2 separate regions of the Homo sapiens genome follow, and region 2 is linked to region 1. Evidence: chromatin contacts called from ENCODE Hi-C or POLR2A ChIA-PET data. All regions are on one chromosome and are shown on one strand. The core of a region is the stretch at or near the end of the contact, and the rest is flanking DNA. Distances in the headings are between cores, read along the strand shown.

What was found. Hi-C counts contacts between places; a loop is a spot of excess contacts on that map. ChIA-PET counts read pairs that join two places held with the same protein, here RNA polymerase II (POLR2A). Pooled maps may share reads with other maps.
Region 2: a loop to region 1 is called in a map of PC-9, with 4 times the contacts of the local background. The contact joins the promoter of DNAH17-AS1 here to the promoter of SOCS3-DT in region 1. A Hi-C loop is called at or near these places in 1 of 168 maps with a recorded cell type or tissue (PC-9), 6 of 37 single-sample maps with no recorded cell type and 9 of 50 pooled maps. POLR2A ChIA-PET finds 5 or more read pairs at or near these places in 1 of 52 experiments (PC-9).

Annotation. Positions count from the first base shown.
Region 1 is chr17:78,358,164-78,361,697 of GRCh38, reverse strand. It overlaps SOCS3-DT (SOCS3 divergent transcript), which reads right to left and starts at 1,250. Exons shown (of 5, transcript NR_110847.1): 1 at 925-1,250. SOCS3 (suppressor of cytokine signaling 3) reads left to right here and starts at 1,621. Exons shown (of 2, transcript NM_003955.5): 1 at 1,621-1,948; 2 at 2,515-3,534. The coding sequence starts at 2,603. The coding sequence ends at 3,280. RefSeq lists silencers at 720-769, 1,000-1,199, 1,260-1,569, 1,580-1,859, 2,270-2,509 and an enhancer at 1,617-2,265.
Region 2 is chr17:78,482,662-78,486,382 of GRCh38, reverse strand. DNAH17-AS1 (DNAH17 antisense RNA 1) reads right to left here and starts at 1,473. Exons shown (of 6, transcript NR_102401.1): 1 at 1,221-1,473. It overlaps DNAH17 (dynein axonemal heavy chain 17), which reads left to right. Exons shown (of 81, transcript NM_173628.4): 45 at 1-159; 46 at 250-423; 47 at 626-833; 48 at 1,350-1,515. RefSeq lists a silencer at 1,441-1,670 and enhancers at 1,741-1,790, 1,821-1,960.

The DNA.
Region 1 (3,534 bases), core at 1-2,500:
GTGTGTCTTGTCCAAATCTCACTGAGTCCCCAGCACATGCTGGGGAGAGGTGATGGCACGGACTGAGGATACAGTGGCAAAGGCAGTGCGCACCTATCAATTCCAGGGCCGGCAAAAGGGCCAGTTCTGGGTTCTGGCATCCCAAGCTCCCTGTCCCTGGCGGCAGTCTCTTCCTTCCCTTTCAGCACCTCATTATCCTGGTATCTAGGAAGAGCGCAGGGCCCCAGGCCCACAGCGTCTGCATCCCGAGAGGTGAAAATCTAAATGCCACTGAGGCAGCTCTCGGGTGTCCCCAGCACCACACAGCCCATTTGGGGACAAGATGACAAAACTTGCCATCCTTCATAAGGCTGGCCCCGGGTCTCCAAGCCCAAACTATCTACGTCAGTGCCAACGTGACCAGCAGCAAACCAATCTTTCACCTCAATCACTTCCTCTCCTCCCCTCTACCCCCTCCCCGCCAGTGATCAAGTCCTCCCCCACCCCAAGAGAGGCAGGGGGTCACATTCCAGGGGGTGTGGGCCATCTGGCAGTAGCCTGAACCCCGGAAAACTGCTTTCCGGAAATTCTCTCCTGCTAGAATTTTATTCCCAGGTCTGACCCCAGCCTGGGGTGTGAATGCCCCCTTCTCGGCCACCTTTCCAGCTCCGGAGACAGCCATTCCCGCAGATCCCTGGCGTGCCTATTCCAAGGCCTGGGCCGCGCAGCACCAAACTGCCCTCCCCTAGGAGACCCCAGGGCGCCCTCTGGCGGACGCGGGCCGTAGGTTGGGGCCATCGTTCCACCTCGAGCTCTCCAGCCCGGCCGAGAGCACCTGGCCCAACCCACACCGGACCAACCAGGTTTGCAGACCCCAGTGCATGAAAGCGTTTTCATAGGGGAGGGGAGGGGGGCTCCACACTCGCGTCAGGGTTGGCAAAGAACCTGGCAGTGGGCCGAGGCTGGGTAGCTGCCACGAAGGGGCGTCCCCTGCAGCCCTGGGTCTCCCCTCTGGAATCTGCCCGCAGGTGACTGTCGCACGTCTCCAACCTCCGGCTCCCGGGTCTGACCCCAGCCCCGCTGCCTGGCTGTGGGGTAGCCCCACTTCCCTTTCGGCTGGCCCGGGCCGCCTGACCCGCAGTTGGGCCCTCGGGGAGGCCCGGGTGGCGGCGAGGGGGTGTCCCCGCGGGGTCCGGGAAAAGGGGAAGGGGAACCGGGAGGCTCTCCAGGTCGGCCTCCTAGAACTGCCCGCTCTCCCGAAGCGGCGCCCCCGCCTCTGCCAGAAATCAGCCTTCTTAGAAGGGAGGGGGGTGGGGGGAAAGTGTGAATGAGAAGTTGGGGGCGGAGCGCGCGGCGGGGAGGGGCCGCTGCCAGGAACGCGCCGCCGGGGCTGGCGCCGCGCCCACCGGCCGCCTCGGCCGCCTCTCGTCGCGCTTTGTCTCCGCGCGCGTCCCTCCCGGTCCCTGCCCCTGCTCGCGGCCCGCCCTCGGCGCCCGCGGCCCCTCCCTCACCCTCCGCGCTCAGCCTTTCTCTGCTGCGAGTAGTGACTAAACATTACAAGAAGGCCGGCCGCGCAGTTCCAGGAATCGGGGGGCGGGGCGCGGCGGCCGCCTATATACCCGCGAGCGCGGCCTCCGCGGCGGCTCCGACTTGGACTCCCTGCTCCGCTGCTGCCGCTTCGGCCCCGCACGCAGCCAGCCGCCAGCCGCCCGCCCGGCCCAGCTCCCGCCGCGGCCCCTTGCCGCGGTCCCTCTCCTGGTCCCCTCCCGGTTGGTCCGGGGGTGCGCAGGGGGCAGGGCGGGCGCCCAGGGGAAGCTCGAGGGACGCGCGCGCGAAGGCTCCTTTGTGGACTTCACGGCCGCCAACATCTGGGCGCAGCGCGGGCCACCGCTGGCCGTCTCGCCGCCGCGTCGCCTTGGGGACCCGAGGGGGCTCAGCCCCAAGGACGGAGACTTCGATTCGGGACCAGGTAGGAAGGAGGAGCGCGGCGTGGGGAGGGGTCTCGCTCAGTCCCGGGAGCTTTTCCCGGTTTCCCCTCCCCTTCCCGGGTCATTCCCGGCAGGGAGGTGACGAGGTAGGGGCAGAGCGGATGGAAGCCGGAGATCCCAGGTTCCCGGAATACTCCGGCTGGGGCCTTCGGGCTTCTCCTGTCCCCTCCCTACCCCCGTGCCTCGGGTTTCTCCCTCCGTCCACACCGCCCGGGGCTACTGGACTGAGCGGCGCCCAGGCAGTCCCGGGGGCCCTTCTCCTGCTCCCCACCCGGCCACACTCCTGGAGACCTAACTTCCGCGCGCGAGTTTCCCACGCTGCGCCCTTGCAGTGCGCGCCTGGGAAGGGGCTGCCCGGGGCCACCCTGCCGGCAGGGGCGGGAGCCGTGCGGGCTCCGTGAGGCGCCTGGATCGGAGCGCGGGCCCAGGAGAGGGCCCCCGGGGCAGTGGGTGCCCCAGTCGCTCGGCGAAGGCAGGGGAGCCGGGGCGGGCCGGGCGCGCTGGAGGGTTCCGGGCACTCAACGCGCTCGCGCCTTCCTCTCCGCAGCCCCCCGGGATGCGGTAGCGGCCGCTGTGCGGAGGCCGCGAAGCAGCTGCAGCCGCCGCCGCGCAGATCCACGCTGGCTCCGTGCGCCATGGTCACCCACAGCAAGTTTCCCGCCGCCGGGATGAGCCGCCCCCTGGACACCAGCCTGCGCCTCAAGACCTTCAGCTCCAAGAGCGAGTACCAGCTGGTGGTGAACGCAGTGCGCAAGCTGCAGGAGAGCGGCTTCTACTGGAGCGCAGTGACCGGCGGCGAGGCGAACCTGCTGCTCAGTGCCGAGCCCGCCGGCACCTTTCTGATCCGCGACAGCTCGGACCAGCGCCACTTCTTCACGCTCAGCGTCAAGACCCAGTCTGGGACCAAGAACCTGCGCATCCAGTGTGAGGGGGGCAGCTTCTCTCTGCAGAGCGATCCCCGGAGCACGCAGCCCGTGCCCCGCTTCGACTGCGTGCTCAAGCTGGTGCACCACTACATGCCGCCCCCTGGAGCCCCCTCCTTCCCCTCGCCACCTACTGAACCCTCCTCCGAGGTGCCCGAGCAGCCGTCTGCCCAGCCACTCCCTGGGAGTCCCCCCAGAAGAGCCTATTACATCTACTCCGGGGGCGAGAAGATCCCCCTGGTGTTGAGCCGGCCCCTCTCCTCCAACGTGGCCACTCTTCAGCATCTCTGTCGGAAGACCGTCAACGGCCACCTGGACTCCTATGAGAAAGTCACCCAGCTGCCGGGGCCCATTCGGGAGTTCCTGGACCAGTACGATGCCCCGCTTTAAGGGGTAAAGGGCGCAAAGGGCATGGGTCGGGAGAGGGGACGCAGGCCCCTCTCCTCCGTGGCACATGGCACAAGCACAAGAAGCCAACCAGGAGAGAGTCCTGTAGCTCTGGGGGGAAAGAGGGCGGACAGGCCCCTCCCTCTGCCCTCTCCCTGCAGAATGTGGCAGGCGGACCTGGAATGTGTTGGAGGGAAGGGGGAGTACCACCTGAGTCTCCAGCTTCTCCGGAGGAGCCAGCTGTCCTGGTGGGACGA
Region 2 (3,721 bases), core at 224-2,723, 120 kb before region 1:
CCAGTGCCGGAGATCACGGTGATCCAAACGATTCTGTACCTGCTGGAGTGCCTGCTCACGGAGAAGACCGTGCCCCCCGACTCCCCCAGGGAGCTGTACGAGCTGTACTTCGTGTTCACCTGCTTCTGGGCCTTCGGTGGCGCCATGTTCCAGGACCAGGTGATGCACCTGGGGGGCCCGGCCACCCACACAGGGTCTCTCAGCATCCTGCTTAGCTGGGCCCTGATTTTTACTTCTGTGTCTCAACAGCTTGTGGATTATCGAGTGGAGTTCAGTAAATGGTGGATCAACGAATTCAAGACTATCAAGTTCCCCTCGCAGGGAACGATTTTTGACTACTACATTGATCCTGACACAAAAAAGTTCCTGCCCTGGACAGATAAAGTGCCCTCCTTTGAGCTGGATCCCGATGTCCCACTGCAGGTAACTGTCCCCAAAGCAGGGCCACCGACTGGTGATTTAGAGGCAGGAATCGGTGCAGTACCCTCCACACGCCTGCACGGAATGTCCAAACACAACCGATTTTCAACATTAGGACCTGTTCGGTAGAACATGGCCTGCACACCCACGAGAGGCAGAAGTGTCTGAGAATCACAGCTCCCTCCCCTTCCCTCCCCTGCCCCAGGCCTCTTTGGTCCACACCACGGAAACCATCCGCATCCGCTACTTCATGGACCTGCTCATGGAGAAGTCCTGGCCGGTGATGCTGGTGGGGAACGCGGGGACGGGCAAGTCGGTGCTGATGGGGGACAAGCTGGAAAGCCTGAACACGGACAACTACCTGGTGCAGGCTGTGCCCTTCAACTTCTACACGACCTCAGCCATGCTGCAGGGTGAGGCTGGTCCGGCCACGCCCTGCCTACCCGGCTGCCCCCCGCCAGTCCCCGTTCCCTCCTGTCCCCTCTCACTGCAGGCCCAGGCACTCACTAGCCACTTTGCACCTCCTCACTTCCCATGCCCCACCCGCTGGCCTTTCCTTCCTGAGTCGGAGACAGAGGAGGAGCAGCCGGGACCCCTCTTTCTGGTGCTCCCTTGTGGGCATGGTGATGGGGTTTTGATGGCCAGTCGAGGCAGCAGGTCCCCCGGGAGTGTCTCAGCCAATCTAAGGCGACCCAAAGGTGACGGAGAGCAAGGTTCCTGCCACCCTCGCCTCTGATCGCTCTGTTTATTCCTGGGGCTGTACCCGGTGCCCCCTCAAGGGCCACTCCCAGGGCAGGTACCTTTGGTAAACTTGGATCCCAGCCAGGTCCCACCTTCTGTCCTCCGGGGAAGCAGGTAGCGCCCCTCCCTACCTAACAGGCTCTGGCTCAGGAGGCGCAGGCGGGCAGCTGACCCTCTGCCCTCTCTAGGGGTGCTGGAGAAGCCGCTGGAGAAGAAATCGGGGAGGAACTACGGGCCGCCAGGCACTAAGAAGCTCGTCTACTTCATCGACGACATGAACATGCCCGAGGTGGACAAGTATGGGACGGTGGCCCCGCACACCCTCATCCGGCAGCACATGGACCACCGGCACTGGTTAGACGGGGCGGGGCCGGAGGGGAAGGCGTGGCCCCGGGGCGGTGAGGGCGGGGCCAGGGCGGGGCGCAGGAAGAGGCGGAGCCCCAGGGCAGTAGGGCAGGACTGGTGTGGGGCGGTGGGGGGGGTGCTGCAACGTGGGTAGGGAGACACGGGTCGTAGCTGGGCCCCCAAGTTTGTGGGGCCACAAGGCATTGAGGTAGGGCCAGGGTAGGGGAGAGGTTCTATCAGTTTCGTCCATCACCCATTTCACAAACATGCAGCAGTGGCCTAGAGCCCCCGCGGAGGGGGGGATCCTCCTTCCCCCCTTCCACCGAGGTGTCTGTCCCGCCGGGAGAGGAAGAAGCACATTACCCGGTAAAGGAAGAGCCCTGAGGAAAACCCCCAGTGCAGTCACAGAGGAGCCTCCCAGCTGGGAGCCCCAGCAGAGAGATGCCCCTGGGGAGATGGTGCACAGCTGGAAGCTGGCAGCAGTGTCCTGCTGGCTGTGGGACCTTAGAGGGAGAGCATTCTGGGTGGAGAGATTGCCACGTGTAAATGCCCTGCCACACGTGAAGAAGCCCAGGAAGGCCGGTGTGGCAAGGATGTGAGAGCCAGAGGCAGAGGGTGCCCAGGGCAGCTGCAGCCAGAATCCCAGGGCCTCGGGACAGAGTGCAGATTTTCTCCTAACGGCACCGAGAAACCAAAGGTGGCACGTTTAGGTTTGCAGTTTGGAAAGATGAGAACATTCAGTTCAGTTGTCTTTTTTTTTTTTTTTTTTTTTTTTTTTTTTGAGGAGAAATCTCGCTCTGTCTCTCAGGCTGGAGTGCAATGGCTCGATCTTGGCTTACTGCAACCTCCGCCTCCTGGGTTCAAGGAATTCTCCTTCCTCAGCCTCCTGAGTAGCTGGTAATACAGGTGCCCACCACCACGCCGGCTAATTTTTGTACTTTTAGTAGAGAAGGGGTTTCGCCATGTTGGCCAGGCTGTTCTCGAACTCCTGACCTCAGGTGATCCGCCCGCCTTGGCCTCACAAAGTGCTGGGATTAGAGGTGTGAGCCACCGTGCCCAGCCATAGTTGTCTCTTAAAATAAGCAAGTAGCTCAGGCCAAAAGAGCCTAGAAACTAGTCTGCTCGTTCATGAAGCCTGGCCTCATGCCGAGAAAGGCAGGCATGGGGGGTTAGGTAGTCTACTTGAGGTCATGGTCCTAATGAGTGGCGGAGCTGGGTTATTATTATTATTATTATTATTATTTCCAAGACAGAGTTTCGCTCTTGCTGCCCAGGCTGGAGTCCAATGGCGTGATCTTGGCTCACTGCAACCTCTGCCTCCTGGGTTCCAGCGATTCTCCTGCCTCAGTCTCCCAAGTAGCTGAAATTATAGGTGCCTGCCACCATGCCCACCTAATTTTTGTATTTTTAGTAGAAACGGGGCTTAACTATATTGGCCAGGCAGGTCTCTAACTCCTGACCTCAGGTGATCTGCCCGCCTCGGGCTCCCAAAGTGCTGGGACTACAGGCGTGAGCCACCACGCTCAGCCAGAACTGGATTTTGAGTTCAGATATGTCTGACTCCATCACTTGCCTTTTCCTCACTAAACGACACTCCCAGAGCTCACGACTATAGGAAGCCTACTCTGGGCTGCAGGCTGTGATGTGGGGACGGAGGCATCAGAGGTGGCTCCCTGGGGGAGGTGACAAAGCTGCCACTCTGAGGAGGGAGCCTGGAGAGAGTTTGACATCATTTGAGGAGAACCTAACGTGGTGTGGGGTGGGAGATTTGAGGGTACCCAGACAGGAGAGGAGGACAGGTGCATGCATGAGAGCCCACCCGTTCCTCTCTGCAGGCAGGTCTACTGTGAGGGCTGTGGCGGCTCAGCCTCGGTTTCCCTGCAACTCGCGAGGCCCCTTCCAAGGGTTGCACACGGTCATGTGCCCTTGTAAAATTTGTTTAAGATTTTTGCTTTCTTTTCCTCAAGGAGGAGCCTCCACATTCTTAAGCTTCAGCCCTAGGTCCACATCTGCCCTGGAGTTTACCCTGAAGGATCTTCAGGAGGGGTGGCAGAGTGAGATTTGAGTTTTCAAAAGATCCTTCTAGAATATCAGATTAACATGGCCCCACGACAACAGGGAAGGATGGACTGTTTAGTGGATGTGTCAGGAAAATGCTCACCTGTGGAAGAAAAAGGCAGACAAGGGTGGGGCCCGTGGGAAGGATGGGCCCGCA